Regions from separate parts of the Homo sapiens genome. Here region 2 is linked to region 1. A link is a loop called in an ENCODE intact Hi-C map of the cell type or tissue named here. Cell type or tissue: gastrocnemius medialis. All regions are shown on one strand. Each heading gives the region's core, and the rest is flanking DNA. Links, peaks and the distances in the headings are about the cores only.

Region 1 (15,351 bases), core at 4,256-6,755:
GCTTCTCCTTATGGGAAGCCTATTTAGATAATCTGGAAGTCAAACCTCATGAAAGGGTACTTGAACTTAATCAGACACAGGAAGAGTGTGCCCAAGGTTATGAATGTATACCATATTATAGAGAAATATAAACAAGAAAACTAGTACCTTGAGCAGGGGAATATATGTCTCTTACTAACATCATCAGAAGTTTCCTGGTTACATGGAACAATTCAGACACATTAAGAAAAGCCAACAGAATTAAGTTATACTAGAAGAAAACACTGATTTTCCAGGCCTTCAGGATAAGCATTTTACTGTCAGGTTATAACGACAGAGTTGGAGCTGGAGAAAAAAGTTAAGGAATGACAAAAAAGTTGAAGGAGAGAGAGATCATCTCAGTCCTTCTCAAGTAGAGAAAGAAGAACAGGAGGCAAGATGTTATGACCTGCAAATCACATGTCGCAAGATAGAGCCAAAGTCGAACTTCTGAGAAATAGATCTGAGAAGCTTCAACAGGAAAACTCTACCTTGTTAAATGAAATTACCAACCTGAATGAAGACAGCATTTTCAGCCTGAAACTAGGGACATTAAATGAATGTCAGGAAGAAATGTGGCAGAAATAGAAACTGTACAGTTTAGAAAATGCCTGCTAAAGAAACAGATTTTAGAATTAAAAATAAAAATGTCTTGTAATTTTTGCTAAGAGCAGATCAAAAATTTGAGAAAACCTGGCTATTCTAGCATAGGGGACCAAAAATTTAATTTTGTATTAGTGTATTTTTAATATCAAAGTTCAATCTTTAGAAAAACTTACAAATAATTCCCTTCTAATTGTAACCAACATGATCACACAAAAATTGCTTTTATAAATTCATTCTTCACAAACCTTATCATGATTTACTCAGACACTCGATATGCTTAGCTTTTTTGCTTTGTCCTCTACTTCGTCTTTCTTAAATAACCAGTCATTTGATGTTAGGACAAAAATATGCCACTCAAGATTCTTTCTTATACAAAATTATTCTCTTCCTCTTAAACTTCCTTACCAAAAACATATCTTCACTGTCAAAGTCACCAATAGCCTCCACATTGCCAAATCCAATGATCAATTTCTAATAAGAATTCTTACCTTATTTAATCTCTAAAGTCATTTAACAGAATCTCCTTCCATCTTGAAATATTTTCTTTACTTTGCTTCCAAAAGTCTGCCCTTCGCTTTCTTTCCTTACCCTACTAAAAGCCCCTTCTCAGTTTGTTTTGCTGGTCGCTTCTCTTGTTCTCAATCTCTAAATGTTGGAATGCTCTAGGGCTCAGTTTTATCATCTCTTCTCTATCTACTTTCTTTCCCGATGTGATCTTACCCATCTTATTGTTATAAATATCATCTGTACTGATTATTCCAAAACTGTCTAGTCCCAACCTCTCAACTGAGTTTTAAATCTGTATTTCCAAATACCTGCCAGACAACTCTACTTGAATGACGACTAGGTATCTCAAGCATTTGAACACTCTCATCCACCTTGACCTAATTGACATCTGTAGAACACTTTATCCAACAAATGCAGAATACATATTGAAGGTTAATCTCCTTGGCAAACAAAGAACTTTTATAAATCAAGGGAAAAAATACCAGCAACCCAATAGTAAAATAACCAGAGGAGAGATGGTTCACAGAAAAAAAAATTTAATACCACTCAAAAAAATGCTAATTAAAATCACACTGAGATACTACTTACCTATCAGATTGGCAAAAATTCAAAACTGGATAAAACATTCTCTTGGCAAGGCTGTAGGGAGACAAAATTGCTGGTGGTAGAGCAGAATAAAAGCTCTATAGTGGGGAATCTAGCCATATATAACAAAATTACAAATGCACTTGTCATCCTATCTTGTAATTTCACCATTACTAGGCAAGTAAAGGCTGGGCCCTTTGCTGCATGATTTATAGCAAAGTTTGGCAAATTTCAGCCAGTGGGCCAAATCCAGTTTGCTGCCTGGATAAATAAAGCTTATTAGAATTCAGCCATGTCCATTCATTTCCATATGGCCTATGGCTGCTCTCCCTCTATACAGTAGAATTGAGTAGCCTTAAAAAAGACCATAGAGCCTGAAAGCCTAAAATCTTTACTATCTGGCCCTGCACATACACATACACACACATACACACACACACACACACACACACACACACACACACACACACACACACACACACGTTCACCTACCCCTTCTTTAGAGTGAATTCCTAATTTCTAAATCTTCTTTCTAAGTCTCCCCACTGATAGCGAGACTAGCTGGAGTCAGCAGTGCCATCTGGGCAGGGTGCCCCAACTTGGAACTGATCCTGTATGGTCTCCAGTTGGCAGAAGCTCCTACCTTACAGTTTTGTAAGTTGCCATCCAAAGCCTGAGACTGGCCAGTGGGCTGGCAGTTGGCCCAGTTTCTGTTTTTCCCCTTGTTTGAGGTCCACCAGAGACCAGAGACTCATGCCTATGGGGTAGTTCCAGGATTCTATGGCCAGCCCTAGTTCCAGAAAGGCATTTTGATGAGTTGATTGCTCTTACTGACCAAAATGACATGTTGATTTTGTGTGACTTTCATGTCAGACACAGGGGAAGTTGAGAGCTCTGGGCCACTAACTGTCCATAGTTAACCCTTGGACTCAAGCCGTAGCTGTCTTATATCAGCATTCTGGCTGCAGCGTTGCCTCCCGTCTAGAGCATTAAAGTATGACACGGTGGTAGCAGTCACCCTTTACCCTGTGCATACTTCATCACTTGCACTTAGGGAGGTTTCCCAACCCCCTTTGCTGGCTCTAGAACACATGTCAGGCAGTTCTCTAGGGATGGCTGTCCCTTTCTCTCCCAAAGGTATTCAAGACCACTGCTCCACAGCCGGCCCTTTCAATTGGTGTCCTTCTTGCCTACCGTCAATGTGGTGATGTCGATGTGGTACCATTTCAATACAAATAGGTTCTGAAGAGCCCTGGCATTGCAACCAGTAACAATATTGTTAACTTTTCCTTGCAGTGGGAGATATGAAATTAGCCAGGAATAACATATTTGACAATAAAGAAAAAACACAAAAAGATGGTACCTGGACACTATGAAGAATCTTCATCTGTACTTACTGGACAGTAGCCAAATGTGTAAGTACCTCTTTTCTATCCATTACACTAAATCTTCATTGATAAATCACTAAGCTTCAAATGGGTTCAAGGATTTTGCAACAACAGTTTAAAGCCAAATGGCGTAAGACGGCAGTGGCCCTGCAAAGAATATTTGCCTGGAGCTCCACACATCCTAGGAGCCGCCTGGCATCCAACTTTTTGAAATCGATTCTACAGATATTCGCAGACATATATGTCATGACGTACTTCAAGATTATTATAGCTTTGTTTGTAATAGTAAAAGATAAGACAACAACTCAGGGCTCCTAGTGGAATAAATTATGGTGCATCCATACAATGGAACATTATGCAACTGAGAGACAGAAGGAATAGGAAATATCTTTACAGATTTATATGGTAAGATCTCCAGGATACATAGTAAGGTGAAAAAAGCAAGGCATGGAACAGTGTATAAAATATCCTTCCTTTTTGTAAGGTTGTGAGAAACAGGATATTTCTCTCATTGGGAAATAAACATTTGGGCAAGAAACACTGGAAGAAAAATCAGGAAACTGAGAAAAACGGTTACCTATAGAGGACAAGGCATAATAAGCTGAAAGGGAATAGGGATGAGGACAAGACTGGTCAGTGTATACTTTATAGATCATTTTCATTTTTGAATGATGTATGTGTATCTCAAAAAATCATTTAGAACTTTTATTTTTAAAGAAAATTTATTTTTAAGGAAAAATATATTCTTTGCCCTATTGACATACCATTGTAGAAATCGGTCCTAAGGTAATAATCACAATATACATTGCAGCAATTTTCAGCTTTACATTTTTCATTTGAAAACAGACTTAAGCTGGGACTGGTGGCCCATGCCTGTAATCCCAACACTTTGGGAGGCCAAGTGAGAGGATCTCTTGAGTCCAGGCATTCAAGACCAGCCTGGGCAACACAGCGAGACCCCATCCCTAAAAAAAAAATTTAGCCATGCATGGTGGCATGCACCTGTAGTCCCTGCTACTTGGGAGGCTGAGGCAGGAAGATCACTTGAGCCTAGGAATTTGATGTTATAATGAGATATGATTGCACCACTGCACTCCATCCAGCCTGCGCAACAGAGCAAGATCCTGTCTCAAAAAATAAACAAACAAAACAGGCATAAACTTCAAAAAAATTGGTACTATATATTATAGTCAGCAAATTTATATTTTAAAGCTCATTTGATGAGTTAGGAAAATATTTATAAAATAATGTGTGAAAAATACTGAGTACAAAACTTTATCTGGAATGACACTAATTTTTTAAGACACCAAAATATTTTAAATGTTTTGCTCTGGATGATGTGATTATGGATTTTTTTTCTTTTTAAAACTCTTTTGTGCTGAACAAATTTTCAAAAATGAACCTGTTACTTTTATATTTATTTTTTGAATTACTTAATAATTATTACTTTTCTAGACAATAGATCCCCAGCTCAAATAGTAGTTAACTATTGTTTTGGGTCTTAAAAAATAAAAAAAGATTGATTTTTGTCCTGTTTAGTAATGAGTACCTAATGTTTTAAAAAAATGAACATCCTTTTTATTCTTACAGATGAGAGAAAACATTCTGTAGAAATGGAACGTTTTAGTACTTAAAGACACTGGGGTATTATTAGTAGGAAGAAATAGTGAATAAATATGGGCCTAGAAGAATAACATTTTTCTCCCTATCATCTGTTCTTTAGGCAAGTGATAATGTTATGCTAACATAGGCTTCTGACTTCTGGTAATTCCCACAGACAGCCTTCTCTGGTCCTTCTCCCAGATCACACACCAAATTCCGCGGGTTTGGCACAAAACCATTCATGTCTGGCTTACTACAAATCCATGCTGTCCAGCTCCACGAACTTGCCCAGAGGGCAGTTTCAGAGCTTCTCTCTTCCCACTCTTTCTCCTCCACTGCCCTCAGCAGGTGGTTCTGACTCCAGGGAGAAGGCTGAGGCCTCTGGATAAGCTTCCTCAGTAACTCCTTGTCCCTGCCTTGACATGCCCATATTGTTTCAAGCTCACCCTTCAACCCATCCATTTCTACCACATTTCCTCTCTTTAGCACCAGTGGCCCACTTCTCTGCTCCATCATATGCACAAGACTTCCTTGGAAGGGAAAGCCTCCATCTGACCTTACCAACACCATTCTACTCTTCTCCTCTTTAATTGTCAACTCTTGCACAAGAAGAGACTCCTGCCTCTTCTTCCTGGCCATTGCCTCTCTGCTTAGCACCCGACAGCCATGGCACAACTTAACTGCAAGGGAAGCTCAGAAATGTGGTCTTCCTGTGTGCCCAGGAAGAGGAAGAAGAAATGAAATTGAGTTTAACACATAGCATTTGTCTCCACTGCAGGACTTAAGACATTTTATTCGGATATTCAAGGAAGACATCACCCAGGAGGCTGAAGGGCTTGAGGCTATTTGAGAAACAGAAGAAAGAGAAACCCATGCAGCTAACAGACTCAGTCACTAAGTCACAATTCCAACTCCTCCTGGCAGAAAATCTAATGACTCATCTTTGGCTCTGGCTTCTGATCTGCTGTGGCCAAGTTAAGGAGCAGATATCACATGGTGATTGGACTGCCTCTTCCAGTGCCGTGAGTCCTCTCACAGAGAGGAGTAAGCGGAGAAAGAATGATTGGCACCTCTAGAGTACGCACCAAGCCAATCTGCAGATCACAGGGAAGGTGACCTGAAGGTTATTTTATGAACTGCTCAAGATAGAACAGAAACAACTTTGCCTTACACTTTACACATTACTTATCCAGGCACTTTCGGGAAAGTAAAAGTTGCAAAGTAAAGTTATATAACATAGAGTAAAATCCTAAAAGGTAGTCTACACACACACACACCACACACACACACACACAGAGAATGAATGCATGGAAAATATGTGGAAAGTGTTTCCTCAATGAATGACTTTTAAACTAATACCTCTCTTCTAGATTAAGACATGAAATACTCTTAGGTTGAATCCCTTTTCACCCTCAGATCAAAATGTCAGTGTCAATAGGCCAAAACCAGAGACTAGACTCAGCTCTAGACGTTTTGTGGGAATAAGAAGTAATGGATTCACCTGAATCTTGGTGAAGTCACCTGTATTCCATGAGTAACTCTGGGCCCAGGGTTGGGCAGATAGTAAAGTCCCATTTTAGGTTCAGCCTGCTTCAGGGCAGTGGTAAAACTAAAGTCTTTAAAAGCTGATTTCCAAAAGATCTTTTGCCTAAAGGCAGTAGTCAGGTAGTTTTGGGACGTAGTCTCTTTTGCCTTGACTTTCTATTTCTCTTAGTGAATTAACAGTTGATGTTTATATCATTCATTGGCATATTACTGTCATCCATGTAATTGTATGTGTCTGTGTCATGAAATTTGGACTTTATGCACACAATGATGTGCATCATATAAATCACCAGGAAGGTAAGTTAAGCTAAGTACTGCCTGGGATTTGTTACACAGTTCCTTTTGAAAGGACACCATCTGAATATGAGATTCTGTTGCTGCAGCTATAAATTAATATGTATGATGCAGGCATTGCAAAGTGTTTTTTAAGAAATTATTACTTGTGTTTTCATTGTTTGCCTTAATAGATTCTGCTTATAGCATTTCAGAAGTTGAATGTAACAGAAACATGAAATGCCTGTTTATAGAGTGGATAGGTCGTGATAGATGCTAATTGGATTTGGCATACTCTTGTGATTTCATATGGCTTAATATTAAAGAGACAGGTTTTATAGGGCGCCAATGCAAGTTGATCTAGGCCATGAGTGAAGTTAACAAGCGTTAATTAAGTGCCACGTGTGAAACCACTTCTGTTCTTAACACCGAGAGGACTCCAAAAGGATAAAATACGGTACTCCCAATGTTCATGGTAAATGATATGTGAGAGGGCCAAAGATTTATATATGAGAAAATTTATATCAGTTGTTGATAAGAGTGAAAATCATAAACAAACTAAATGTCCGGCAACAGAGAAATGGTTAAAAAACTATGGTACATAAAATTTGCAAAATAGGTATCATCATGCACAATCATCTTTTCCAAAAACATTTAATGACATGGGGGAAATTTTCCCAATATAATGGAAGTGAAAGAAGGCATGGCATATGCAGAGAAAGAGAGAATGCATAGAATATATGTGGAAAGTGTTTGCTCAAACAATGAGTGATTTTTAAACTAATACATCTCTTCCAGATTGTTTAGGAAATGAAATACTCTTAGATTGAATCCCCTTTTCACCCTCAGATCAAAAGGGCAGTGTCTATAGGCCAAAACCAGAGACCAGATACAGCTCCAGACCTTTGGTGAGAATGAAAAGTAATGGATTCACTTGAGTTTGCTGTGGACTGTCCTCCACCATCTCCCACCCAGGTATTTGAGAGAAGCAAAGAAAGTCACATAGGTTTATCAGTTTTCCTAAGTCAAAACAGAGAAACTGTGATACAACTCAGGGAGGAATAAGTGAATCCTCACAAAGCTCAGGTATATACTTTCAGACCCTATTTTGGAGAAAACAGCATCAGAGCTCACCCTTATCCAGACCCTTTCCAGCTCAACTCCCCGCCGCAAGCTAGAGGCCTCCTTCACTGAGACCGCGCTCGCTGCTGCCCCTGATGGCGTCAACAGAAACTGCGAGGCCAGTGGCCACGGAGAATCCACAGGTCGTGGAATTGAGGAGCACGTCGTCGTGAGCTATTTCTGCAGGAGCGAGTGGTAGTGTGCCCAAGGGAAAGGAAGAGGTTGGGGACACTAAGGGGAGAAGGCAGAAGTGGGAATAAGTAGGGTATAAGCGAGGGCTGCCTAGCACAGCGCTGAGGGCTTAGCCAGTGTTTCACACTCGCACATTAGAGTCACCTGAATCCCTAAAAGAAACATAGATGGCTCCACCCCACTTCAGATTAATTGAGTCAGCTGTGGGGCCTGGGCACCTCAGGGCCATAGTACAGAAGGAGAGAGCAGTGCGGTACAAGTTCAGTAAGTCAGGGACACGGCTGATCAGCTCCTGCCACCTCCCCGATTCAGCTTCCTGACAGCCCCTGGGGGATTGATTAAAGGACTTTCCATCCTCTTTGGGGGCGCCGTGTATGCCTGCTTCAGCAAAAGGGCCGGTGGGGAGGCTGGCCTCCCGTCCTACATTCACTGAACGACAGCAGCCCCTCACCTGAACACGGAGGGACATCCCTCTTCCCCTAAGGTGGCTTGAGACATGCTCTGGGGACAGAAATAAGAAGGGACTCCCAAAGGGCCCACACTGACTTTGAAGTGGAAGACTCGGGATGGGGCTCAGAAGAATGAAATATGCATTAAAAAAAAAAAAAAAAAAAAAAAAAATATATATATATATATATATATATACAATAAAATATATCTTGTATACATTTTATTGTCTGTATATCGTGATGTTTTGACTTCTTAAAAACCCATAAGAATGATACAATGGACTGTGGGGACTCCGGGGGAAAGGGTGGGAAGGGTGAGGGATAAAAGGCTACAAATTGGGTATAATGTATACTGCTTGAGTGATGAGTGCACCAAAATCTCACAAATCATCACTTAAGAACTTACTCAACTGGGCGAGGTGGCTCACGCTTGTAATCCCAGCACTTTGGGGGACCGAGGCGGATGGATCACCTGAGGTCAGGAGTTCGAGACCAGCCTGGCCAACATGGGGAAACCCCGTCTCTAATAAAAATACAAAAATAAGCCGGGCGTGGTGACGTGTGCCTGTAATCCCAGCTGCTTGGGAGACTGAGGCAGGAGAATCGCTCAAACCCAGAAGGCGGAGGTTGCAGTGAGCCGAGATCGCGCCACTGCACTCCAGCCTGGGCGACAGAGTGAGACTCTGTCTCAAAAAAAAAAAAAAAAAAAAAAAAACAACAACAACAACAAAACAAGTAACCAAATACCACCGGTTCCCCAAAAACCTATGGAATTTTTTTTTTAAAAAAGAAAAGAGGAAGGAACGCTGTCCAATTGCTTTATTTGGCAAAAATAAATAAATAAATAAAATAAACAAGTTCTTGTCCTATTAAAAAAAAACAACAGAGGAGATTCAAACAAAAAATCCTTCTGGGCTGGAGACAGGCTACTCTCTGGGGCTAGCCAATTCTTAGGGAAAGCAAAGGACTCAGCTGGGAGCATGTCTTTGATATGCCAACTAGCCACTCCAGAGCCACACCTCCTTCATCTGGCCTATACTTCCCAGGAGACAGTATTCCTTGGCTTTAGTCACCCCAGGGCCAGGTACTGGGCAACCAGGGACCACTCCTATAGTTTAGAGCCCACCAAAATTATTCAAACTAGCCAGTTCTAAACAGTTCAGCCTGCCCTTCCCAGGAAACCCCTGTAACCTCTGGCCTAGACTTTCCCCTTGCCCCTGCTTTCTGCCCCTTGATCATCCCATGTGGCTTCCCCATGTGACCCTGCAGGAGTGCCACACTTCCTGTTTCCAGAATCTGTGAATACAATAAACTGTTTTTTTCCTGAGCCTCTCCTGTGTCCTCTTGTGGCCACATCTGACTGACCATCACATAAAAGAACACAGAACAAAATATACATGTAATATGTAACTGCGTTTTTAAGAGATTGGAAGGAAATGTTCATTATCTTACAGTGAGATTTTAGATTATTTTCTCTTTATGCTTCTCTTTCTCAAATTGTCTGCAATGAACATGTATTATTTTTGTATTATTATTATTATTTTGAGATGGATTCCTGCTCTGTCCCCCAGGCTGGAGTTCAATGGCGTTATCTCGGCTCACTGTAACCTCTGTCTCCTGGGTTCAAGCGATTCTCCAGCCTCAGCCTCCTGAGTAGCTGGAATTACAGGCATGCACCACCACACCCAGGTAATTTTTGTATTTTTTTAATGGAGACATGGTTTCACCTTGTTGGCCAGGCTGGTCTTGAATTCCTGACCTCAGGTGATCCACCTGCCTTGGTCTCCCAAAGTGTTAGGATTACAGGCATGAACCACTGTGCTCAGCCTATTTTTGTATTTTTTAAAAAGCTGTGTGTCCTAGAAGAGAAAGAAACGTGCCAAAAGTGTGTTCTAAATGAGATTTTCAAATGAAGTTGGCTGTAGCGTTTACGACAGGGGATGTCAGGTTTACTTGTGGCACCCTCATTGCCCAGGCTACTGTCTATCACTATCATTAGTGATAAAACCATGTTGATTGATATCATCACAGGATAGTGATTTAAGGATTTAATGCATCCTTTTAAGGCGATTTTGGTGAGCAAGTGATCCTCTATATGACACCGCCAGAAGCATACAGGACGAGAGTTCTTCATTGCATTTCCCAGGCTTCCAAAACGTCTGCAGACATATATTGGGCAAATTATATTCTAACTTGTTCTATCAACTGTTACCCAGCTTGATATCTCCCTAAGACCTAGTGTGCAACAAAATATAGTAAATACAACTTCAATTGTGATGTTATGTCTGGCTACTGATCAGATTATTGGACTATACTATTTTTGGACCCAAACAAATCAACCACAACCTTTGAAATGCACCATAAGAAGTAAGATAGTGCCCTTGAGAATATTAACAGTAGGTGCCCCTGAAAGTAAAGGGCCAAATATAGGGACATTTCAAGCCCAGTCGACCAGGTAGATGGGGGTGACTTGTTCAGCTGAGGAAGACCTTGGCTCCTGGAACTACTAAATTCCAATGATAAATATCTTTCTTTAAGGGCATTTGAAGGATACAAGCCTATGTATTTTTATTTAGTATATCTTTCTGCCAACTTTTTTAAAAAAAGTATTATTTTAGAGACAGGATCTCTCTCTGTTGCCCAGGCTGGTCTCCAACTCCTGGCCTCATGTGAGCCTCCTGCCTCAGCCTCCCAAAGCCCTGGAATTACAGGTGTGAGCCACTGTGTCTGGCCCCCTCTTTCAGTCAATTTTTTGTTGGGTAAACTGAATGCTTAATTCACTATACCCAACAAAATTTATGTTTATGTTTATACAATTATGTATTAATTTTGTGTTGCCTTGGCATCCATTTTAAATACATTAGACTTTCTCATACCAGAAGCAGGGCTCAGTCATTCCTGACACTATTTCCAGTCCAACTCCCTGCCGAGTTCCTCAATGTGCCCCATCCAGATATCTGCCTTATACAACTGCTCCCTAGTGACCACTTCCCCATGGGACAGCTAGATGCAGCCTGCTTGACTGGCCCCACTCACTCTTACACCCCACAGAGACTGTGCAGATCTGCCATAGTGACCATGTATCAGTTATTGTGTGACCTGGAACTTGTGCCTGCTTGGTTTAAACCCAATTAAAACTCCGTGCAGGAAACCTGTTTGGATAATGCCCAATACCCAATAAAGGCATTGGCCCATGGGTCTCTTTTTTCTCTCCCTGCCTGTGCTGTCTGACCTCCCTGTGTGGCCTCTAGGCATGCCATGTCCCGCCCAAGGACCTGTAAGTAATACAGTCTTTATTTCCATCTTGTAGTTCTCCTAATCATTGAAGGATGCTCTCATCTTAAAGATCCTAAATCAAAGAAATGGGGAAACACCAATAGGGTTAATTTTGAGTTTCAATTCAAGCATATTATGAAGTATTCCACATGAGGAAGAATTTTAGACTTCTTGGTCGTTTATCCAGAGGCTAAATTCAGATTAAGAAGCTTTATTAAGCCCCAATTATGAATGTGGCCAAAGGAAAAATGTGGTTAGTGGCCTCAGAGGAATCAGCACATTAACCATCTTGCAGAAATTTAAAACAATTCTGTCTGGGTTAATGGATACAATTAACACCAATAGACACCGTATGTAAGTAACTGAGGCTATTTAACGCAGTTATTGACTATACAAATCTCTGCACTGTGGATTAAGCAGTCTCACAATTCGTTAGAGAACGTAATTAGCAAGACTTTATTAAATGTCATTATTGGCTCCAGAGCAGATTTGTATGAGAAACACCTAGGTAGGTAGTTTTCTGAGAAGAATGCTTAAATGACCATCATTTCAATGCTTGGTTTTAAGTGGGTAAATATGTATCTTCAAATACAAATTGTTTACTAAATTCAACTTAAATTTCAGCGTATCCTTTCTCCCCACTTCTCTCCAATCTTCACTGGCCTTCATTTCTCCCACCACATTAAATGGACTTTTCTGCCCAGCCAACAAGGTCCTTCATAATCTCCCTACTACCCTCATTTCACTTTGATGTGTGTTTTTGCCAGTGTTAGGGCTGGCCTCCTCGTTATCTATTTTATCCAGTGAGCTCATTTCCTCCTTATCTCCCAGCTCCTCAATGGCTGACTCCTGTCAATCGTCGCCGAAGAATCATTTATTGAGAAAAAGGGAGTCAGAAGTAAGTAAGCCTATGGTAGAAAGAAGAAAGGATGCATATTTGAATCTGTAATGAGGCTGCCATGGCATGAGTGTGTCCCCTAAAGTTCATGTGCTGGAAACTTAATCCCTAATGCAACCATGTTGGGAGGTGGGGCCTAATGAAAGGTGATGAGGTCATGAGGGCTCTGGTCTCGTAAGTAGATTAATGTTGTTATTGTGGGAATGGGCTAGTTCTTGAGTGGGTTGTCACAAAAGCGAGTTTGGCTCCCACTCATTCTCATCTCTTTCCTCTTTTGCCCCTCCACCTTCCACCATGGGATGACACAGCATGAAGGCCCTTGCCAGATGCCAGTGCCATGCTCCCAGACTCCAGAACTGTAAACCCAGCTCTCCAGGTGATTCTGAGAGTTACAGGAGCCAGACATTTATCATTGGAGTTTAGTAGTTCCAGGAATTTAGCAGTTCCAGGCCAGGTCAATAACCACTCCTTAAGAGTGGTTATTAACTTCTCAAACTTTGATGTGCATGTAAGTCACTGGGGGATTTTGTTACAGATTCTGGTTCAGTGGGCCTGGGGTGAGGCCTGACATTCTCAAACTTTTTCATTTCAAAAAAGTTCTCAGGTGATGCTTATGTTGCTGGTCTGTGGACCACAGAATGAATAGCAAGGCTGGAATGGGAAAGGTAGAAAAGGACACATAGACTGAAATCATTTTGCATCCAAAAAGAAGTTCAGATAAAGCACAATTGCTATTATACTGAGTTTGTGCAGAATAGGATGTTAATGATGATGATAATGACAATGCTAGGCTGGATAAATATAATTCAGGTTTCCCCAGACCTCACCAACCTGCGTACAAATAAGGTCTTATGTTCACAATATGTTTACAGTAAGTACTCAGATTTATCCTGCTCATTAGTCTATTTGCATATCACAGAAACACTAGCTCCCTCTCTTTAAGCCTCACCCAATTATTTCTAGGAGTCCCTGGGGGTCTCTCACTTCACTTTGGCAAGAGTTGTCCTCTCAGGGTCTTCAGCTCAGGATCCCCTTTGTTCATGCTCAAAGCTCAAGACACTGTTTGGGTAGGGGCTTTACTCCTGTTGGTGCCATTCCTGCCCTGACAGCCCTGGTGTCTACTCCTAAGGCACTGTCTCCCAGGATCCCAAAGCTGCAGAAACTTGAGAGGCCAGAACAGGGCTTTATCCTTGAATTGAAGCCATGGAATGTTGCACATAGCAGAGGGCAATAGCTTTTCAGCAGCATTTTATGCTGAAGCAGCCCCACTTGCTCCCTGCTGTGTCTGCCTGAGTTCCCTGGGAAACGACATCAGATTCTACCTGCAGCCTGTGTCCAGACCATACCTATAGGCTGGCAAATGAACAGATATCATATCTGTCTCAGTACAAGAGGAAGCATACAGATAGACTCCAAACTGAAAAATCTGTCTCCCGGAATTGAGTTTCTTACCAAAGAAGTGTAAAAATAGGGGCAAGATGGCCAGTGCTTATGCCCATTTGCATAGAAGTTATCTGGGATTACTTTTTGTTGCACTCTTTAATTGGTTCACTGTTCTTGGAGGTCATGCCATTGTTTGTCTTCAAGTTATTTTTCCTTTTGCTGCAGTAAATCCTTAATTTACTTTTTCAGAAAGTGTATATACTTACCTATATATATGTGTGTATCTATATATAACCTATATGCAAACATGCATATATAACCTATATATGCATGTTATAACATGTTATATAACCTGTATATGCATGTTATATATAACCTATAAACATGCATAACTTATATAACAAACATGCTTGCACACACATGCATGTTTGAAGATAGGTTTTTGTATATCTAAGTTTTTACATGTGTGAAAATGTATTATATCCCTCTAATACTTGATTAATATTTTGGGTAATTTTCCATTTAAAATTATGTTTCTTCAGAACTTTGAAGGCATTTCTTTACTGCTTTCTAGAATTCACTGTCACTAATGAAAGAAAATAGTGGTTAAGAGTACTAAGCCAGACTGCTGGGTTTGAGTCTCAGTTCTGCCACTCACAAGGTATGTATCCATGGGTAAGTTCCTTGATATTTTCATCTGAAAAATGGTAATAATAAGAGTAGCTACCTTGTAGGACTGTAGTGAGGTTGAAATTAACCAATATAGGTCAAGTGCTGAAAACAGCTGATCGCACATAGTAAGCCTATTAAAATGTTAGCTTATTAACATTTATTATTAAAACGTTAGATCATTTTCCTCCTTTGCTCAAAGCAAAGTGGCTCCCTTCTCTTTCATCTTTATATTTATCCTCCATGTTCCAAAACATCATGGTACTATAGCTATGTGGGTCATTTTGCACTCATTGAGCTTGGAACTTAGGAAACTTTTTTGAATATCTTCCTTTAGTTCTGGGATTAAAAAAAAAAAAAAACGTTTCATGCTTTTTATTCTCTTTTCCTTTCTAGGATGTCTTAGTTAAATTTGGACCCTCTTGGATTGATCTTATGTATTTCTTATTTTTTTCCCCTCAGATTTTCCATTTCTTTGGGGTGTTTTTGTTGTTGTTGTTCTATATTCTGGGAGATGTTTTCATCTATTTATTTCACCCAATGTATTACATTCTTCATTTATGCATTTATATCTTTAATTTTTCACAACCTACTTCTTGTTTTTTGCTTCTTTTTGTTAGTACTTTGAATGGATGGATATGATATCGATCCATATCTTTGTGGCTCTTAATTAGATTCGTTTTATGATCTTCATTTTCTCCTAAGTTATCTCAGTTCCTCCCAGAATGTGATGAACAAAAGTCACTTATAGATGCTTGAAATCTTTGAGCACTCTCCCCATATTTTGATACCTTTTCATAATATTAATTTCATCTTCTCATAGACATTACAAATATTA
Region 2 (15,351 bases), core at 10,646-13,145, 64 kb before region 1:
GGATGTAATTCACATGCCATGTAATTCACTTTTTTAAAGTATACAATTCAGTGGTTTTTGGCATATTCATAAGGTTGTACAAGGATCACCGTGATCTAATTCCAGAACATTTTCATCACCTCAAACAGAAACGCTGGGCCTGACATGGTGGCTCATGCCTGTAATCCCAGCACTTTGGGAGGCTGAGATGGGAGGATCACTTGAGCCCAGGGATTTGAGGCTGCACTGAGCCAAGATTATGCCACTGCACGCCATCCTTGGTGACAAAGTGAGACCCTATCTGTAAACAAAACAGAATACTTTAGCAGTTATTCCTCATCCCACCCCTCCTCTAACAATCACCAATCTACCTTCTCTTCGGATTTGCCTATTCTGGGCTTGTATGTAAAAGTAATCATTTGATATGTGACCTTTTGAGTCTGGCATCTTTCACTTAGCATAATGTTTTCAAGGTTCATCACGTTGTCACATGCATCATTTTTGAATCATATGAAGTGCAGAGTAACATCCAATTGTATGGATTAATGAAATGGCCAAGTAATAGTCCATTTATGGATATACTAAGTTTTGTTTATCTATTCACCATTTGATGAACATTTAGGTTGCTTCTACTTTTTGGCCATTATGCATAGTGCTGCTATGAACATTCAAGTTTTTATGTAATGTACAAGTTTTTATGTAAATATGTTTTCCATTCTGTTGGGTGTACATGAAGGAGTAGAATTGCTGGGTCAAGTTAAACTCTGTTTAACTTTTTAAGGAACTGCCTGCTCATTATTTTTAGTTTCTTTCCTAAGGTATTTTTTCTCCTCTTTGAAAATTCAGGGCAGTGATTCTGGGGTGGGTGTGGTGGGTGCGTTTTTCAGCTTCAGATGTCCTTCCAGAGATTTAATGTTGAGGATAGCTTCTTTAAAGTCTAGCAGGGTGCTCCTCTCTTGACCTGAGAATAAAATACTAAGATGATCTGACCTAGCAGAATAGTTCTTTTCATTTGTGTTTAGTGGTTTTCAATGCATTTTGTTTTCTATTTCGTTCTATTAAAGAAATTATTGGCAACCTTAGTTGTTTTAGTAGATTGAAATGCTTCCTAACTGGGATGTTATTTATCCTTATCTGTTGGCTTACAAGGAGAACTGTGAATCCATTCAACAAATAAAAGGTTTTTTTCATCTTTTAAAAAATCATGGAGAAAATGACACAATGTAGCATTAGTCATATTCCTTTAAATAGAAGAAAATATAAAAATAAATTTTATTAGTATAATTATTTTAAAGATGTGATGGCAAATCCATACAAAAGCTTAGGAGTAAAATTTGTTTAGCTATATTTTAATATCTATAATAATTGCTTATTCCTACATGATATGGAAGAAATAAAAATTTGGGATTTGTATGTAGTTCAAGCATCTTTAGTCATAGGTGAGAAGATCTTTAAATATCTTAAGAAGCAAAAGAAAGAAAATTCAGTCAAAGATAAGAGTTGGGGTAAGGGTTGTAGCATTCTGTAACATCAAAAAATTAAGTAACATTTGACTTAGATTAAGTAATCTAAGGCTGTAGGCTACAGGACTGTGAGAAGATGTGATGGCAAATCCATACAAAAGCTTAGGAGTAAACTTTGTTTAGCTTTATTTTAATATCTATAATAATTGTTTATTCCTACATGATATGGAAAAAATAAAAATTTTGGGTTTGTATGTAGTTCAAGCATCTTTAGTCATAGGTGAGAAGATCTTTAAATACCTTAAGAAGCAAAAAAAATAGAAAATTCAGTCAAAGATAAGAGTTGGGGTAAGGGTTGCAGCATTCTGTAAGATCAAAATATTAAGTAACATTTGACTTAGATTAAGTAATCTAAGGCTGTAGGCTATAGGACTGCGAGGCAAACTCTGCCTTTAAGTTAAAAAGTACTTATTCTGCATAATAAATTAATTAGAGTTATGGAGAAGAAGCCAGGAATATCTCTGATAATAATGAAACTTTGATCAGTTAAAATGATATTATCCAAAAAATGCCTTGAGATGATAAGACTTTCAGTAAGGGATATGCAACTTTTAACCCTAGGGAGATTTAGAATTAAATATGAATTGAGAATCAAACCTAGTTTTTCTATTTCATTTTGGAGCTTGGATATCTATTATCAGTAGGCAGCCAATATTTTATGGAATGCCTGTACTATAAGATCCCTATGGACAAAAATAATATCCTATTTACCTTTAGAGTTAAGAGCACTAACTTTGGTGTCAGATACATATTTTCTTCCGGCTCTCCCTATTTCCTCACTGTATTCTTAAGTTTCTAAGCCTCAGTTTCTTCATAAAATAGAAATGACAGTATCTATTTTATATTGGTGGGGACAATGAAATGAGATGATGAATGTAAAGCATTTAGCATAGTACTTGGTATATAGTAGGAGCCCAATAAATGTTAGCTTTTTTACTGTTACTGTTCTTGTTGTTATTGTTATTATGCTATTTTCATGTAGGTTATGTAACTATTTTAGTAAATGTTTATTGAATTAATGTGTTACTTTTCAGTTACATTGTTTAATATTTTTACCTTATTTACAGTTATAAATTTGTTTGAAGTTTATAGAAAATGTATAGCATGTTAATATGTTTGATAGTGTCGTACCTTCTAGTAAACTTTGATAATTTAGATCTGCTACATAGAAGAGAGATTTAAATGTTGTCTCTCTTTTTTTTTTTTTTTTTAATTTTAGAGACCTATTACTACATTTCTCCATTAGTTGGTGTATTTTTCTTGGCTCTAACCCCTATTTGGATTATAATAGCTGCCAAACATCCAGCCACAAGAACAGTTCTCCACTCAGGCTGGGAGCCTGTCATAACAGCTATGGTTATAAGTAGGTTAGTATTAAAATATGTGTGTGTGTGTGTGTGTGTGTGTGTGTGTGTGTACGTCTGTCTGTCTTTGTGTGTCTTCTATAAGCATATATGTACATGCATATTAAAATAAATGAATTGCCTGTTTTTATTTCTTAGGTTAATTATTTTATATAGCCAATTCATTATTCTCCCGGGTATTATAACAAGGGATCTAAATGACAGGCATAATTAATGAAATCAGTAGATGTAAAGAACCTCATGTGGCTACCAATTTCAAACTTCTCTCCAAAGCCTTACCAGATTGAGTAAAATTTAGTGGTGTTTGTCTTTGTGTGTGTATGTGTATGTTAACCTGACAAGGACATTACTTACTCTGAGTATTAAGTTGCTCAGATGAGTATCATAAAGCCTTAGAAATGTATATTCCATTGGCTACTTCCATATCTAGGACTCTGATGACCTTAAAGATGTAATTAAGGACATATGTAAAAGATTTAGCTGCAAGCATCCTCATCACCCCAGAGTTTTTAATAACAAAAATAAATAGAACAACATAAAGGTCTTGCAATACGGTATTGATCAGATAAATTATTATATAGTCACAAAATGGAGTATCAGCCATTAAAATAACATTGTAGCATTTCTATTGCTATGGAAAGAGTTTATGATACATCTGATGAGAAGAACAACCTAGAAAAGAGTATGAATTTCCTATTAAACATGTTAGATTAAGAAACGTTTCTTTTCCTTCCTGAAATTACTAAAAGGACAGTAAAAGAATAAAAATGCTATAAAACCACAAAGACAGAGGAGGAGCAAAGAGGGCAGCAGGTGAGAGACAACATTAGGAAGATAGGAATCAGATGAAGAGTTGTTAACTGAATGAGCAGAATGAAAAAAGCTGACACCTAACTGCCTATCAGAAGCAAGTCTCAGAAACCCAGAAAGAGGAATTAAAGGCATCAAGTACATCTGAAAGCTGCAATGAGGAAGATTGGTTGAAAGTTTAGGTAAGGAGCAATTAGATCCCCACAATCTTTCTCCAGCTTTAGCACCCATGTGACTGCCCCCTCACACCCTAGCAGAAGACAAGAATAACCTCTCAAGAGGCTAAATCGGAGAGGTTCTAGATTCAGAAACATCTGTACATGTGAGGATGTGGCTCAAGCACTGTGTGACAAATAGCAAGACTAAGTAAAAGTCTACTGAACAATGAGAACCCTATCCCACTTCCTTTTCTTTGTATAATGCTGAGAGACAGCCTTTTACCCCCAGGCAAAAAATTAGATAATTCATTTGTGGGGGAACTTACCAGCACAAAAGATCAGATCTGCAGATACTAACCCTTGTGAGTCCTTTAATGAAAGAGCTACAAACCCACCTGATTGTCTTCCATGAGTCCCACTTGCTGACAAACTCTGCCCATGTACACAGAGAGTTCCAAGTATGCCTTGCAGTGCCCCTTAAACAGGGCAGCCAGTAAAGGATTGCTAGACATTTCATAAAGGCCTCTAACATAAAAGACAGATGGGAAAAAAAAATAGTACTCAAGGAAAGTACCATCAGTACTTTCAGAAAACTCTTATCAGTATCCTCAGATAAATAAGAGAAACTATTGCATAATAGCTATTGCATAATATTCATAATATAGGAACAGAATGCAAAAGAAGATTTGAAAAACACAAAGAGCTCTTGGGAATTAAAAAAATACATAAATGGCAGAAATAAATTATGTAGAAGAGTTGGAATATAAAGTAGAGGAACCCTCCTGAAAAGCAAACCATGAAGCAAAGAGATAGACAATAGGAGGTGAATGATAAGGAGAGAAAATTCTCAAATAAATAATACAAGAAAATTCCCAGAACTGAAAAACATGAGCTACCTGATGGAAAGCGCCTGCTAAGTACCCAGTGCAATAAATTAAAGTAGGTGGGACCCAAGTGAAAGCATATTATCATGAATCCCAAATGTTTCCAGAGAAAAAATAAGTTACATATAAAGCACTGGGAACCAGAATGATGTCCAGTAGCAACACTAAAATGATTCCTTTGAAATTCTGAGAGAAAATTATTTTGAACATAAAATACAGTCACAATATCAACCACGTGTAAGAGAAGACTAAAGAAATTTTCAGACAGGCAGGATCTCATGGAATTTACTGCCCCTCTACCCCTTTGTATAAAGCTGAAAGGAGGTGTGGTCTATCAAAATTAGGAAACAAATTAAGAAAGATGATACAGGAAAGAAGAAATCTATTCTGTGACAGCATGTGGTTCATTTTTCTGTAATGTAGATTGCTTTTTTCCTGGAGGATTCAGGCAACAGAATCCCATGAAATACTGGGCTTTTGTTATAGTACATAGACCAGGATCCAAGGGGGTATTGGAGGGAAGGTACAGGATGACAGCTGTACATCAGGCCTAGACAGGCAACCATCCAGATTGGCAGGAGGACAGGGGACTTAAGGAGGGAGGTCTCTAAGAAAAAAAAAAAAAAAGTGGAATTGATGAGTTTGACTGTATTGAAAGGTACTTCATAAACTTAGTTACACATGTGAGGTTGAATTAGTAATAGGTACCTAAAAAGTTAAGAAAAATATGAGGCAAAGCAAAAAGCGTACGTGAGGATATCTAATAATACACTCTGTGGCTCAGCTATGAGTAATGAAATTTCTGTTGTTATAATAAAGTCAACCCTAAGTATTTCACCAGAAATTATAACCAGATTAGCAGGATGGGAGGAGGAAGGGATTTGGGAAGGGATCAAAGTGGGAGGGAAGTGTAAGAGAGGTCAAATCCTCATCTGCCATAGTAGGAAGTCATTTGCTAAATGTCTAAAATTTAATATGAAGAAATAGCAGTATAAGCATGTTATTTAGAAAAACTAAATGCCATAAGAAACTACTAAAGAAGATAAAAAGAATTTCTAGTACAGAGAAGGACCTGGAGGTGGGGCTAGGGACCATTATTTTATTATGAACTTTATGGTACTTTTATATACCTCTTTTTTTTCTTTTTAGAGATTGTGTCTCGCCGTGTTTCCCCAGCTGAAGCACAGTGGCTTGATTGTAGTTCACTGCAGCCTCAAACTCCTAGGCTCAAACAACCCTCCTGCCTCAGTTTCTTGAACAGCCGGGACTACAGGCATGCACCCACCCAGATAATATTTTTACTCTTTTGTAGAGACAGGGTCTCACTATGTTGACCTGGCTGGTCTTAAACTGCTAGTCTCAAGCAGTCCTCTCACTTCGGCCTCCCGGAGTGCTGGGATTATAGGCATGAGCCACCATGCTGGCTGTACTTTTACTTTTTTAATGACACACATCTATATGATAAAAATAAAATTTAATAAAAGCAAATAAAACTACTTTTATCATTTAATTTTTATTTTTAAAAATGTATATAGTAAAAAAGCTGGGTTGCGGAGATGTTGGTCAGTGGATTAAAAATTTTGGTTAGACTACAGGAACATATTCAAGAGATTTATTGTACAACATGGTGGTGATAGTTTATAACAGTGTATTGTATTCATCAAAATTGCCAAGAGATTTTAGGTGTTCTCACCACAAAAGATAAGTATGTGAAGTAATGCATAAGTTAATTAGCTCAATTTAGTCATTCTACAATATATACATATTTCAAAACATGTTGTATAGGTGTTCTCACCACAAAAGATAAGTATGTGAAGTAATGCATAAGTTAATTAGCTCAATTTAGTCATTCTACAATATATACATATTTCAAAACATGTTGTATAGGATAAATATGTGCAATTTTTATTGTCAATTTAAATAAGTAACAAAATAAGTTAAAAAAAGTCTAGAAGCCTATATAACAGCATACTAACAGTGTAACTCAATGGTGTAACTAGGGTTGGTTTTTACTTTCTTCATTTTGTCTTTTCTAATTTTTTCTATAGTAACTTTTATCACTGGGCTTAACAGGAATCTAAAAAATGTATTTTTAGCAATTGTTATGTTATATCCACAACATGATCTATATATTTTGTCAGGGAGGTTTATTTTTTGACTCAGAACTAGTTTGTTCTTGAAGTATGTACTTTATTCTTTTAATTAGGGCTTAAAATGTTAAAATATTTCTAAAGAGGACTATTTTGGGACTCTACAGTGTACCTCTTTAATGAGAACGCCCACAGTTTAGGCCTATTAAGGCATAATTCCTTTATTTTACTAAAGAATTAAAATAATAAAGATTTGATAATTTTCTAATGTTAACTATCAGGTAAGAACATTTGATCTGATATTTTGACAATCCCATTCTGTGACAGCATGTAGTTCATTTTGTTGTAATGTGGATGGCATTTTCCTGGAAGATTTGGGCACAGGATCCCATGGAATATTAGGACTGGCAATGTTTTATACTACACAGACCCAGAAACTGATGTTAACCAGTTGATAATGGCCTTGGAAACTTAGAAAAATCTCCAAGTTCCACTGACACATTGAGAGTGTATGGCTTGCTACCATATAACGATATGTTAGTTTTCCAGATTTCTGTTCTCAAGATCAGCTCTTTCTGTGGCTATAACTCATTATTTTAATTTGCCAGTAATAAGACACATCCTAACAATATCTAGTTTTAATACAATAAAAATAACCTCTTTTATGCTTTATTTCAAATATGAAACCATACTCTTTTTTAAATTATTTTTTAAATTATAAGAGTGATCAATGGCATGGTTTTAAAAAATTAATAAGCACAGAAGGATATAAAATGACCGTCAGTCCCCTGTCACCCTCACCCCCAGAAATAGACATGGTTAATAATTTCTCGTATACTGTTCAAGACATTTTAATGCATTTAAAGCGTATGCTTTTTCTTTTCACAAGTAGCATATCTTAGACATCAGAATTCTGAAATTTGGGGCTAGAGCTTATGCCGTGTTTTATTTTCAACATTTTACTGTTGACATTGATTTTTACTTTGAATATTTTTATTTTTGCTCTATTTTTAAAATGTGTGAATATTTTATTTTAAAAAGGAGGGGTGTCTGTATGTACAGAATAACTTCAAGTATGTTCTCTTCCCTCTTCTCTAAATTATATAATTTTATCTCTTTCAGCATTGGGGGCCTTATTCTGGACACAACTGTATCAGACCCAAACTTGGTTGGGATTGTTGTTTACACGCCAGTTATTAATGGTAAGAATTAGATATACTGTTTCATGATAATATCAAATCTTCGTATCCTCTTAGTCTTAGGTACTATTAGAAGTCTTAGGGCTCAGATTCAAGAGGTCTGTCCTCCCATCCCAACCATTCTGCCTCCAACCCCAAGTTGTTGCTCACAGTGAAAATTACATTCCCAGGTCTCAACAGGCAGAATACATTTCTGAAAAGTAATCTTTCTTAATCTTATCATGAACTACTAGTTTGAGAGTCAGGTATACCTGACTTAAGATTAATGTGGCAAAATATATTTCAGATTTTGTTTATTATTTACATTGGGATTATCAGCTATTGTATATTGTTTTGTTGTTTCTTTTGTCAATTTTTGTGGATAAATTAGAGACAGCTGGGTTTCAACATTGCTTATCCATTCAGTTCATTAAAATCTGGGGTGGGCACAGTGGCTCATGACTGCAATCCCAGTGCTTTGGGAGGCCTAGGTAGGAGGGTCGCTTGAGGTTAGGGGTTTGAGGCCAGGGCAACATAGTGAGACCCCCATCTCTATAAAAAATTCAAAAATTAGCCAGATGTGGTGGCACACACCTGTAGTCCCAGGTATGTCCTCAGGAGGCTGAGGCAGGAGGATTGCCTGAGCCCAGGAGTTAGAGGCTACAATAAGCCACTGCATGCTAGCCTGGGAAACAGAGTGAGACCCTGTCTTAAAAAAAAATAAAAGAAAAAAATCTATTGGTCCTCAGCTGATCCCTTTAAAAATCTGTCGTATATTTTTTTGTTATCTATGAAATGGGAATTATAATACTTAAATTCACAGACATTTATATATGAATTACATTTAATAAGATCATTTTAATCCAGTCTACCGGCTTCTGGGGTGACTGTCATTAAAGTGGATTTTTTTTTTTTTTTTTAGTTTAAGTTCTGGGATACATGTGCAGAACGTGCAGGTTTGTTACATAGGTATACATTTGCCATGGTGGTTTGCTGCACCTATCAACCCATCATCTAGTTTTTAAGCCCCGCATGCATGAGTTATTTGTCCTAATGCTCTCCCTCCCCTTGCCCCCCACCTGACAGGCCCTGGTGTGTGATGTTCTCCCTGTGTCCATGTGTTCTCATTGTTGAACACTAAAGTAGATTTTAAGTACAGCCTAGATCAATATAATTTAAAAAGTAATTCTACTTGGGGAAAAACATGTCCCAGGATATACTACATATTTAATGTAATTTACTTTGCATATCTATGTAAAAAGAAAATATGTCAGTTGGGCACGGTGGCTCATCCCTGTAATCCCAGTACTTTGCGAGGCCAAGGCAAGTGGATCGTTCAAGCTCATGAGTTTGAGACCAGCCTGGGCAATATGACCAAACCCTGCCTGCACAAAAAATATAAAAATTATATTTTTACAGGCATGGTGGTACACGCCTGTAGTCCCAGCTACTTGGGAGGCTGAAGCAAGAGGACCTTCTGAGCCTGGGAGGGAGGCAGAGGTTGCAGTGAGCCAAGATCACGCTACTGCACTCCAGCCTGGGCAACAGAGCAAGACCTTGTCTCAAAAAAAATGTATATATGTATATATGTAAAAAATATATATGACATATAAAGGCAAGTTCTTCAAAATCTAATTTCATGTCTAAAATTTCTACTGAATATTTTAATTTTTATATCACTTTAGAATATCAATGAACAAATTTTCCCTATAGGTCTCTCTCTTCATGCCACCATTCTCCCCGTCACCCACACATAAAATTGTGGGACCATCTATTTCAACCTGGTCCTTCATCCTCTTTGACTGAAAAATGACCAAGCCATTGTCTGCTTGCCCTTTAACACAGTTCACTTGCTCAATCATTTATTTATATAACAAGCATGTCTTACTCTTGTAGCCTAATGTCTCAATATAGCCATCATTCAAGTAATAAAGTAGGCTTCCTGACTCACTCTCTATTTGAGGCAAATTAAGTGTCACTAATAGCCTAGTCATTCTTAAACATTGTTTTTATTACATGGGTCCTAAGATGATGAATTTAACAGTGGTTTTTTTCCCTGCCTATCAGATCAAATTTGAATTCTTCTGCCTAGCTTTCAAGGCCCTCTGTACATGGTTGGACTCATTGTTTCCCAAAGACATGCGCAATTTTTTCATTATCATTCTAACTAGGTTTTTATATTGTCCCTACAAAGATTCATCTAATTTTCACTGCCTGGAATAACTACTGCTTTCCTCCCTCCTCTTCAGATCCTCTTCTGTGAATATTAATGGATGAGTTCATTAGCATAAACATTACTCATAATGACTGTTAGAGCTATATTAAACAACATTTCAGTAAGAAATTTAACTTAAATTACAATAACCCTTTTATTATAAGGCTTTAATGCATATTTCAGTTGTTTTACCTTAAGTAAGAAACAATTCTAGAGCTTCACTGAAATGCTCTCCTTGGATGTCTGTGCTGTGGCATTGTGTGATATTCATAGTAATATATTTTTAGTATCTCAGTAAGTAAACCTCTTAGTTGGCTATCAGCACTTTGGGAGGCCAAGGCAGGTGGATCGCTTGAGCTCATAAGTTTGAGACCAGCCTGGGCAACACGACCAAACCCTGTCTGCACAAAAATTATAAAAATTAGCCGGGCATGGTGGTACACTATGAGCTTATAAATTCCACTCTTTAAAAAACATTAATAGAGATGGTTTACTCTATGCTCCTCAAATAAGATGGAACTTTTGAGAATTGAATTTCATTTAAAATGTGTTGGGGAATGTACTATTTAAAGGACTCTTGTTTATCTTCATCATTATCATCATTATCTGCTATTTAGTGAGTACCTACCACTATGTACCAGGTAACTTACAGGTTTTTTTTATACATGTTGTGTCGTATAATCCTCACAATAAGATCAGTAGATTGTCTAAGGTCTCTTATCTTGTAAGTGGTGAGTCACGATTGAAAACCAGATCGGGTCTATTCTAAAGCCTGTGATTTTTTTTTTCTCAAAATATGCAGCTACTAATTTATGTTTTATTAGCTACAAGAATGCATACATTGTTTAAGGCATATCTGTGTTCATATTGTGACTAGGATATTTTTTAATATTTATTAATGTCTTTCAGAACTAGTGGCATTTTCCAAAATATATTTCATGGTAACACTAGTTCTGTGAGATGTTAATAAGTATAACTTGAAAAGTGAGTTCTGTGGTCAATCAAATTTGTTAAACATTAAGTTAAACAAACTTGCTTACTACGAGATTTCTTTATTGTTGTTGGTGTTAATTCTTCTTTATTTTTTTATTTTCTTTTTATTATACTTTAAGTTCTAGGGTACATGTGCACAACGTGCAGGTTTGTTACATATGTATACATGCGCCATATTGGTGTGCTGCACCCATTAACTCGTCATTTACATTAGGTATATTTTCTAATGCTATCCCTCCCCCCTCCCCCCACCCCACAACAGGCCTCGGTGTGTGATGTTCCCCTTCCTGTGTCCAAGTGTTCTCATTGTTCAATTCCTATGAGTGAGAACATGCGGTGTTTGGTTTTCTGTCCTTGCGATAGTTTGCTGAGAATGATGGTTTCCAGCTTCATCCATGTCCCTACAAAGGACATGAACTCATCCTTTTTTATGGCTGCATAGTATTCCATGGTGTATATGTGCCACATTTTCTTAATTCAGTCTATCATTGATGGACAAATTTGGGTTGGTTCCAAGTCTTTGCTATTGTGAATAGTGCCTCAATAAACATACATGTGCATGTGTCTTTATAGCAGCATGATTTATAATCCTTTGGGTGTATACCCAGTAATGGGATGGCTGGGTCAAATGGTATTTCTAGTTCTAGATCCTTGAGGAATTGCCACACTGTCTTCCACAATGGTTGAACTAGTTTACAGTCCCACCAGCAGTGTAAACATGTTCCTATTTCTCCACATCCTACTACGGGATTTCTTAAAGCCTTTATCATGCTAACATAAACGTGAGTCTCTCTTTCTGGTACTTCTGTTAGCTAGGTGTTGGGATTTCTAGATCTAACCTTCCTCAGACCCCCTAGACCACACTTTGAGAACCATTGATTTAGAGCTTATATCTTTTTTATCACAGTCTACTTTCAAACAATAGTAAACCACTTTACATATAGGATAAGAAGCTTATGTCACTATACTTGAAATACCACTCCTCTTTCTTATGTACTCTTTTTTGAAATACGTTTTACTTATGTACTCTTTTTTGAAATACGTTTTACTTTTTTGAAATAGTAAATCCTGTAATATATTGTTATTATTTTTTGCTTCAGTTATTTTTAAAAAGAGACTAAAAATGAAAAATATATCTTTTAGATTTTATCATATAAAGTTATATTTCCAGCACTCTTTCCTTTGTGTAGATCCAGGTTTTTATCTGGTATTATTTTCCTTCTGCCTGGAGAAATTCCTTTAATGTTTGTTGTAGGGCAGGCTTACAGAGAAAATAGAGTCTTTAGGCATGTCTCTCCCAGCGTGCTCTTTCCTTTCCCTTCACCTCTGTTCGTATCTCTAACAATGTCTATTTTTAACTTCTTTCACCCCTATCTCAGAAGAGCTGATTCTTTTGCCCAGGACTGACTAGTTGACCTGTGCCCTGGATACTATTCCATTACAATTCCAATGGGAGCCTTACTCCATCAATTATTTTAACTTTTCCGGTATCTCCCATGTCTTCCTCTCTTACATCTTTTCCCTTTAGCTTACAAATGTGCACAAGTTTTTTATCCCAAGTCACCTTTCCCATAGTGCTCTGCCTTCTCAAGCTTCTGTTCTGTCTCTTCTACTCTCTACAATCAAACTTTCCCAAGTGTAGTCTGTATTTTTTCAACTCATTATAGTATTTTTCTTCCTTCTCACTCTACAAAACTGCTTTTACTAAGCTCTCCAGTGACCTCCTAATTACTTTATCCAATAACTTATTTTCAGTCTTCATTCTATTCAGTTGTTTAATACTATTTACTATACCCTTTTTGCAATTCTACCATTCTCATCGCTTCTCTGAAAATTCTTTTTCATTTTCCTTCACTGGTTCCTTCTTTCTACCTGTCTCTTTGTATTCTTCAAGACCCTGCTCTTGAGCTTCTATTCTTAGTTTTCACCTTCTTTATGGGCAATATTGTCTCATCCAGAGATTTTCAAAGTGTGGTCCCCAGACCAGCAATATCACTTGGGATCTTATTAGAAATGCAGATGCTTAAGCCTGAATCAGCAGCTCGGAGGTAGAACTCATCAATTGATTTTGATATATGCAAAAGTTTGAGAACAACTTGTCCTTGTCATACGGCTCATTTCATGGCTTTATCCCTAGTCTTGACACATCTGTTCCTTTCTAGATCCATACTTTAAATTGGATATTTCCACATGGAACATCTGAAGCTTCTAACTGAACTCATCCTCTTCCCCGCAAACCTGCCCTTTGGTGTTTCCTGTGTCAGTTAGCGGTGTTAGCTACCCAGTGTCCCAAACAAGATATCCCCAATCGCATACTTCCTCTCCCTTATCGTCTCTATTTTTATCTGCTCTTGAAATAGCTTCTGAATTCAAGATGCATTGGTTAGAAGGAGGATGAAAGCTATGTTATTGTAGCCAAGAAGGATTCAAGACGGACTGTTTATTCAGTGATCAGGAAGTCATTTGAGAGTTCAGTTTTGTTGAGTAGCAGACTAGATAAATGAAAGTACAGTCTTACAATAGAATGTTATTAACAATAAAAATGGATTAATTACATGTCCCAGAAGAGCAAGGATGAATCTCAGAAACTTATGTGATAAATTATTCCATTTATATAACGTTCAAGGGTACGTAAAACCAAATTATATAGTATTTAGGAATATACATGTATGTAGTAATAACACAGAGAAAAGCACGAGAATAAAAAACACAAACATAGTCACTCTGATAGCGAAGGAAGGATATGGGATTAAGGAAGAGCACAGAGGGCACTACAAATCTAAAGATAATGAATTCCTTTTCTTAAACTGAGTGGTGGGTACATGGGTGTTTTTTTGTAGTGTAAGTCTTTGTAACTTACATGTATTTTATAAATATTATTTTTGCATTTATTAAATAGTATAAAACAATAAACATCTTAGAAGTAGCACTTTTAGACTTCATATTAATTAATTGACAATGAAAAGAAAAGAATTAGAATGACACTTAGAAGTCCAGATGAGGAACTTTTTCCAAGAGAAGAGACATGTGGGTACGTTTGTTGGCAAGGAGGCAAAGGAGTAATAGAGAAGGAAAGATCAAGGATGCATGAGAGATGGTGAATAGTGAGGGAGCAAGGCCCATGAAACGGTGGGCCACACAGTAGCCTTGGAAAGAAAGGATAACCCCTTATCTCACTGTGGTAAGAAAAGGAGTCTTGAAGAAAGACAGGTGAAAATACACAGATACGGGCTAGGGGATAGAGACTAAGATGAAGGGTCTTACAACTGACAGCCTCAGTTGTCCCAGGAAAGTAGAGAGATTCATTTCTCTAGGGCAGTGTTTTCTAATCTTTCTCATGTCATGGCACACATAAAAATTAATAATATTTGGATGGCACCCTAGGGTGAAGAAAACAGCCATTTGTAACCAGAGGTACCTGATTTGGAACTGCAGCCATGCCAAGAGCTTGGAGGATAGTATCTTGACACAGCTGTAACCCATGTGAGGCACACTGGTTGGGAATTTCTGATCTAAGGCGGTGTTTTTTTTTTTTTGTTTTTTTGAGACGGAGTCTGGCTCTTTCGCCCAGGCTGGACTGCAGTGGCGCGATCTCGGCTCACTGCAAGCTCCGCCTCCCAGGTTCACGCCATTCTCCTGCCTCAGCCTCCCGAGTAGCTGGGGCTACAGTCGCCCGCCGCCACGCCCGGCTAATTTTTTGTATTTTTAGTAGAGACGGGGTTTCACCGTGTTAGCCAGGATGGTCTTGATCTCCTGACCTCGTGATCCGCCCACCTCGGCCTCCCAAAGTGCTGGGATTACAGGCGTGAGCCACCACGCCCAGCCGGCGGTGTTTTTCAATCTTTTATTTTCATCATCACCTTTTGAAGGAGCCGTTTGAATCAATTTTTTTTTCTAAATATACCTACCCATGAAATTTTCATTTTGCACATCTACTGTTTATCCATTTATGTGCTGTATGTGTAAATGGGCTTTATAAATAAAATGAGTGATATTTTTTCTCCTCTCAAGAACCAGTTTTCACCTCTGTTAAGAATGTATAATCTAGGCTGAGCACGCTGGCTCACTTCTATAACCCCAGCACTTTGGGAGGCCAAGGAGGTGGGATTGTGTGAGCTCAGGAGTTTGAGACCAGCCAAGGCAACATAGTGAGACCT

Evidence for each region. Peaks named below come from ENCODE experiments on the same cell type or tissue, not always from the same donor. Only the 100,000 strongest peaks of a DNase experiment are listed, where the experiment ranks them.
Region 2: a loop joins it to region 1, with 2.7 times the contacts of the local background. A loop is called at or near these places in 5 of 110 quality-filtered maps.

Annotation. Positions count from the first base shown.
Region 1 is chr12:104,783,113-104,798,463 of GRCh38, reverse strand. No RefSeq gene overlaps it. Among named protein-coding and RNA genes, the nearest start is that of SLC41A2, 170 kb to the left of the region's middle. In gastrocnemius medialis, for the core only: no CTCF peak of the experiment used is centred there; a DNase peak (open chromatin) is centred at 5,653.
Region 2 is chr12:104,853,950-104,869,300 of GRCh38, reverse strand. SLC41A2 (solute carrier family 41 member 2) reads left to right here. Exons shown (of 11, transcript NM_001352171.3): 7 at 2,722-2,869; 8 at 7,931-8,010. Among named protein-coding and RNA genes, the nearest start is that of SLC41A2, 97 kb to the left of the region's middle. RefSeq lists an enhancer at 3,844-3,973. In gastrocnemius medialis, for the core only: no CTCF peak of the experiment used is centred there; no DNase peak of the experiment used is centred there.